Regions from separate parts of the Mus musculus genome. Here region 1 is linked to region 2. The links are chromatin contacts, found by Hi-C or POLR2A ChIA-PET in ENCODE. All regions are on one chromosome and are shown on one strand. The core of a region is the stretch at or near the end of the contact, and the rest is flanking DNA. Distances in the headings are between cores, read along the strand shown. Region 1 has its middle 49 kb from the start of Gm28643. Region 2 holds the start of Zeb2 (zinc finger E-box binding homeobox 2).

What was found. Hi-C counts contacts between places; a loop is a spot of excess contacts on that map. ChIA-PET counts read pairs that join two places held with the same protein, here RNA polymerase II (POLR2A).
Region 1: a loop to region 2 is called in a map of left cerebral cortex, with 2.2 times the contacts of the local background. The contact joins the enhancer-like site here to the promoter of Zeb2 in region 2. A Hi-C loop is called at or near these places in 3 of 37 maps with a recorded cell type or tissue (heart and left cerebral cortex). POLR2A ChIA-PET finds 5 or more read pairs at or near these places in 1 of 5 experiments (embryonic stem cell).

What each region holds. Positions count from the first base shown.
Region 1 is chr2:45,180,250-45,183,357 of GRCm38, forward strand. No RefSeq gene overlaps it. Among named protein-coding and RNA genes, the nearest start is that of Gm28643, 49 kb to the left of the region's middle. Within about 2 kb of position 1,511, at least 1 of the 3 ENCODE cell types and tissues checked has a DNase peak (open chromatin) inside an H3K27ac peak, as active enhancers do.
Region 2 is chr2:45,112,029-45,114,759 of GRCm38, forward strand. Zeb2 (zinc finger E-box binding homeobox 2) reads right to left here and starts at 1,251. Exons shown (of 10, transcript NM_015753.4): 1 at 795-1,251. It overlaps Zeb2os (zinc finger E-box binding homeobox 2, opposite strand), which reads left to right. Exons shown (of 3, transcript NR_110572.1): 2 at 815-965; 3 at 1,071-2,059.

The DNA of each region.
Region 1 (3,108 bases), core at 261-2,760, 68 kb after region 2:
TCCATGCACATGTGCATGCCACACATGTGTGGAAGTCAGAGGACAGCTTGCACAAATTTATTCTCTTCTACTACACGTAAGTCTAGGTCTCAGGGATTGAACTCAGTTTTCAGTCTTGGCAGAAAAGTGCCTTTACCAGCGGAGCCATCTTGTTAGCCCCAACCTCCTTCTGTTATTTCTTAAGAAACAGGACATTGTCTTCAGACAAAGTAAAATTTCCCCAAATCCATCTTTATTTCTTTTTCCCAAGTTGCATCTTCTTCAATAATGCTTTTGAAGTTTAGAATGTGAAGCATCTGTTTGTTTTATTTCTGTCTCCACATCACCATGAGAATTCAGGCTAGAGGAGGAGACTTCTTCCTTTGTCTTATCTGGTGCTGCAAACTCTGTACCAACCAAGTGCTTTGAACACAGTAGGTGCTCAATAAGTATTTGCTAAATGAAGAAGGATGTAAAGAAGAGTGAGTGGGAGAAGCTTGTATATTGTCAAACAAATGGTAGAGGGAATAAGATAAATTACGTAGCTCTTTCTCAGTTAGCTAAACTGCTTTCTTATTAAACTGGTGAGTAGATGAACTAAAAGCCTCTTGTTGGTCGCAGGCTTGTGGTTTTTGGCAGAGGAAAGACTCGCCTGAGATTTAAAAGTGAAAATACAAAACAAACAACAAACAACAAAACAAAACAAAGCAACAAGGTCTTGGCTGATCCACTGGGTGACAGAGCTACAGGCAGCATCCACTCTAGAATCCAGACAATTTAGTGACAGCAACACAGGGCACAAGTGCTGGGGAGGTCAGATGAGTTGAGTTTGTGACATGTGCAATCACTCTTGATGAATCTGATTTTTCTGCAGCATTTCACTGTGGCATTGCGTTTGAATGGGAATTACCTTCTCAGTTCCAGTTTCTTCCTTTGTTGGTGTAAAGATTGATCCTTCAACGCACATTGGTATGCTCTGCGGGGATGGTCTGATTTTCCAGCATCCTAACAGATGGAGTTTACAAGTTTATTTTCTAATAGAAATAGTAGCTTCAAGACAAGGAAGGGGTTGCAGGAGCTATTTATTTTCACTTTTTAAAAAGTAATACCTTCCTGGCGTGTATGCACATAAATAAGCAGGCGACTCCACAGCTTTCTTGGAAGGCATCAGCCACCGTAGGTACGAGAGAAACTCTCTGGCCAGCCTCGGCTTTCCCGTGCTTTGCCTGCACTTGTGTTGGCACAGTTGGTGGATTTTATTATTAGCGGTGTGTCTTACAAGCCATTCATTCATGGAATATGGCCCCGGGAGAGGAATTTTAATGTGAAAATAAAATTGTCATTGTTTTTCAGGGGCTTGGGAACATGTCACACAATCGAGGAACATCCCTAAATAGGAAGGCCTCGATCCAGAAGAAAAGGTGGAAAGAGACATGTTCTCTGTGGGCTCCTTCGATATGGGAAAGTAAAGATTTTGTTGTGTGCGGTGCTAGTTGCCCAGCCTGTCTCAAGCTGGCACTGTGGGTTTGCTGTAGCTGCTGTGTCTGAGCCGAGGAGAGCAGACAGCTGCCTGCTTGTGTTCCTCAGCCTCACAGTGTGTTGTTTGACTCCCCGTTTTAAAAATAAGGTGAATGATCTCAAAAGGAAATCGTTGCAGGGGATTTTATTTCTTGCCTTTTCTAATGGACAATTAAAAAGCAATCCTGGTGCCATTCCAGGGATTTTCTCATTTCTGAGTACAACTGTAATTTAGGCACATTGAATAGTGTAATGTGCTATTAGATATTATCGAGTTTATTTTATTCATGAAAATATGTGACACACCTTATTTGCATTCTTTGAGAGGAAATGTCCTGGAATGGGTTTTGTCTTAGTTCCTTTTTGAGTGTGTCATAAGGTATGCGATACAATTGAACTTCCCAAGAACAAGAATAGAATTTCTTTCTTTTCTTCTTCTTTTAACTTTTGGAGTACAGACTGGGTTTTAAGCTTTGAGGAGATTCAATGGCTGCTCTTGCCTATTTTCTCACAAAGTTCCAAGTCCCACTGTGACACACTTCCTATCTCTAATGGCAGATTTTTATATTCCATATTAGAATACACTATATACCTCATTTTCTTCAGAAAAATTTTTTTGTGTGTGATTTTTGAGGTATGTATGTGAGGTATTTGAGGTACTGCAGGAAACTACAGAACTGCTTTAGCCATTAGAAGTCCATTAGTACTTTGTCAGTCTCCCAAAATAGTAAAGCTATGATCTAGTGTCAAATTTCTGATGAACTTACACATCAGTATAATGTCTTGTGTTAACAAGTGCTCACAGAGGAGGTTCTAGATCCCAAAAGATGGCTTTTGCAGAAGGCTTTCACTCAAATTAATTCAGTGGGCAAGAAGGACACTTGTGTATTCGGGCATAAGGGGTAGGGTGAGTCAATTTAATGGTAGAGAAGTCTCCAGGAAAATAAAATGTCTTAACCCAGCTCAGTCTTAACAATAACATTGCCATCATTGAAACCAGTAAACCCATCATAAATGCACAAAAACTTAAAAAGGGTTCTCTTATTAGATATTTTTTGCCTAATTGGCCTTGGACCAACTATTGAAACCAGATATTGCTTTAAGAACCAAAAATTTTTGTTCCCAATGTCTAAATAGAATCTCCTATGAGAAATCTTAAAAAAAAAGAGTAATTTGCAAATAAATTTACCTGCTGAATTTGTGCCTGGAGCCTCCTGTCTTTACCTAATTCATTTTTGGCTCTTGCTTAGCTCTAGCCATGGTGACACACTGAGAAATTCATGCCAAGTCCTTGTGGGTTGCTGGAACAGCTTTGCACAAGGCCATGGTATGCAAGTGAGGACAGAACAAGCCCCCAGGTTTGGGTCCTACTCAGTAGGGGTTACTCAGATTTGGTCCATGGCAGTTCGAGAAGACCCATTGTGTAGCTGGCTAATTGGTTCTGTTAGCCTGTTACCATTACAGGGATCCAGAAAGGCAAATTGGTCTCTCTCCACATTCAGAGCTGGGTTTTTAACACATTAGTAGTCCTGGATTGAGAGTTCAGGATCCATTAATTTGATACTAAAATGTGGATCTGCCTTGTGCCTTTCGAGGTAGATTTACAAATCT
Region 2 (2,731 bases), core at 1-2,500:
AAGTTACCCTAATTTTAACCCTATTATCCTGACAGCAGTTTTCTTCCCAGCTGTTGCGACCCCCCCTCTCCCATACACTTTGGTAAACGACTCAAGTTCCAAGAGAACTTTCACTTCTTTATTTATAATCACAGAAGTGAGGTGTTACTTCACACACACACACACACACACACACACACAAAGAATGAAATAAAGAAATGAAACTCGCTAGGCAGACAAAAACAGTCAAGTTTCTGCTTAGAAAACAGCCTTCTCCGGTGGGAAAGGTTAGACTAGTCTGCCAGATCTAAGAGAAGGACTTGCTCCCGAATTTGGTAGGTCTTTCTCGAATAAGTTTTATAATTATTAACAGGTATTTGCCAAGTTTTAATTGCTTGATATAATGAATTGAAAGTCGGTGTGAGAACAAAGCAGTAGAAACTCTCCACTTGATGAGTTTTTTACCCCAGCCATTCAGTTCTCAACAAAACTTTTCCTAGACTATGTAGCAAAAAACACCTTTGGTTACCTGAATGGACAGGTACAGGGCGAATTACTGGGGGAAGGGGAAAAAGGGAGAGGAAAGGAAAGAGAGAGTAAGGGAAGGCATGAGAAAGCAAAGAAGCCACTCTTGGGAAAAGAAAGCCTGCCACCAAAGAGCTAAAACCACCTGAAATTCCTGTCCAGAGACACCCGGCTCACTTCAGACTAACATTCCCACTCAAAATGAGAAAATTAGAGAGGGAGGGTGGGGGGCAAGAGCACCAAAAAAGGATAAAAAGAGGAGGAAAAGAAGGGGGGGGTGGGAAACCTACCTGTGAAGTCTTGTTTGTAGTTTTGGCCAGAAATGGTGAGAAGAAAAAGCATGAAGAAGCCGCGAAGTGTGGGGGAGAAAAAGGTGGAGGCGAAGAAACAGCTCCCGGAGCAAACTGAACAAAACCTCGCCAAGAGTGTCTGGAGGCAGGACCGTTATTCCTGCCGAGCAGGTTAGAACTGATCTCTTTTCGGCCACTCCAGGAAACACAAACCTGGGGACGGACTGACGTGTTACGCCTCTTCTAATGACATTTTTTTCTTTTTCTTTTCTGTAGGGGAGAGAAGAGAGACCCTGAAACACGCGCCACCTATCTTTGTGGGGAGGGATAATTGAAGCGCCCTGAGCGTGAGCATCATGTGAAAACGTGATCGCCAAGTTTCTCTCTGGGAAAGGATCTGGGATAGATTATACCTTGAAGTCTCCGCAAACGCTTTAGTGGAAGAAATGAAATTCCACCTCCCTCCCTTCCTCTCTCCCTCCCTCCCTTCTCCACGCCCCCCCCCCCCCCCCCCCCCCCCGTCAAGCAAGCCTTTGGCATCATTATCCTCATCACTAAATCCTGCAGAGTACTGGGCGGAAAACGGTGCACACCATTCACAGAACTGGAGAACTCCAAGGGGCGAAAGTTAAAGGGAAAGCTCTCGGGTCTTCCATGCAGATCTCTTGTCTTATACAGATATCTCTGGTGACTAGGTTTGAGGTGCACGTCAAGTTGTATGGATACCTCAAGCACCGTTTTTGGAACTAAATTCTTGCCCTTTCTCTTATTACATTTTTTTTTTTAAAGATGCCAGAGCTAGGGGAGGGAAATGCTACTTGTACACTGCATCTTAGGATCTCAGTGTGCAGTGTATGTGTGTATGTGTGTGTGTGTGTGGGGGGGAGATTTTCTGGATTGGATCCCTATATTAAAAGTTTGGCATTTTAATAAAGGGTCTCTAGGTTAACATAGAGCTGTACTATGCTGGCCAATCTCTGGACCCCTCTACACCTCATGCAGACCACATTACAAAGTGAGGGGACAGGGGCAGGAGGAAGAAGGAGAAAGGTCAGAGGAACTTAGGACGAAAGAAAGAAGAGGGTGACACTAAACTGTGTGGGGTCTAAGTTTTGAAGTGCATATTTTTGATATTGCAATTAAACTAAAATTAAAAAGAAAAGACTCCACCTTTGCTCTGAAGGGATTGGTTATGCAAATATGGAAGGGATTTCCTGGAGAATACAGCTTTCTACTGTATGGTTAATTAAATAATCACTCAAAAAGCTTCCAACGTGACGCTTCTGTCGTAATCCAATCAGGTTACATAGGTCCTAAACAAGAAAGATATTTTCCACATCTGGAAGTCAGCAATTTAGCAAGTACTGCACATTATTAACCAATTCAGAGCCCACTTCCCAGGGGATTTTTTTTTGAAGTTTAAGTGTTCTTAACCAATGCTCTGCTGTTTTGTTAATCAAAAAGCTGGTTTACACTGCACATAATTGGAACTAATATAGAAGTAAATAAAGACAGCCAAATTTGAGGATGCTCTGTATTTATAGGAAAAGGAAGAAACTGTTTTGCCTCAACAGTTAAGGCTTAATTTCTTAAAATACTAGGAGACCCCCCCCCATTATTTTAAATAGTGAAAGTATTTAAGAACCCGAGAGCACAGAGAGATGCCCAGTCTCACAGCCTATAGACTCCAGTATAAAGGAAAAGGTGGAGGTTTGAAGAGGGCCAAACAGCTGCCTCTTATCAGTTTTTCTGCTTTAATACTGTCAAATATGTCATAGTCCCCTGTTTTCAGTCTGAAGAGACCTGAAACAAATAATACCCTGATCCAACACTAGACTTTTACTCATATTAAGATAAACTGCTTTGAACTGTGCTTTGAATGTGTGCCTACAGCAAGACTTTGAATGCAAGAGTCACTGGCGATTGCACTCAAAGGA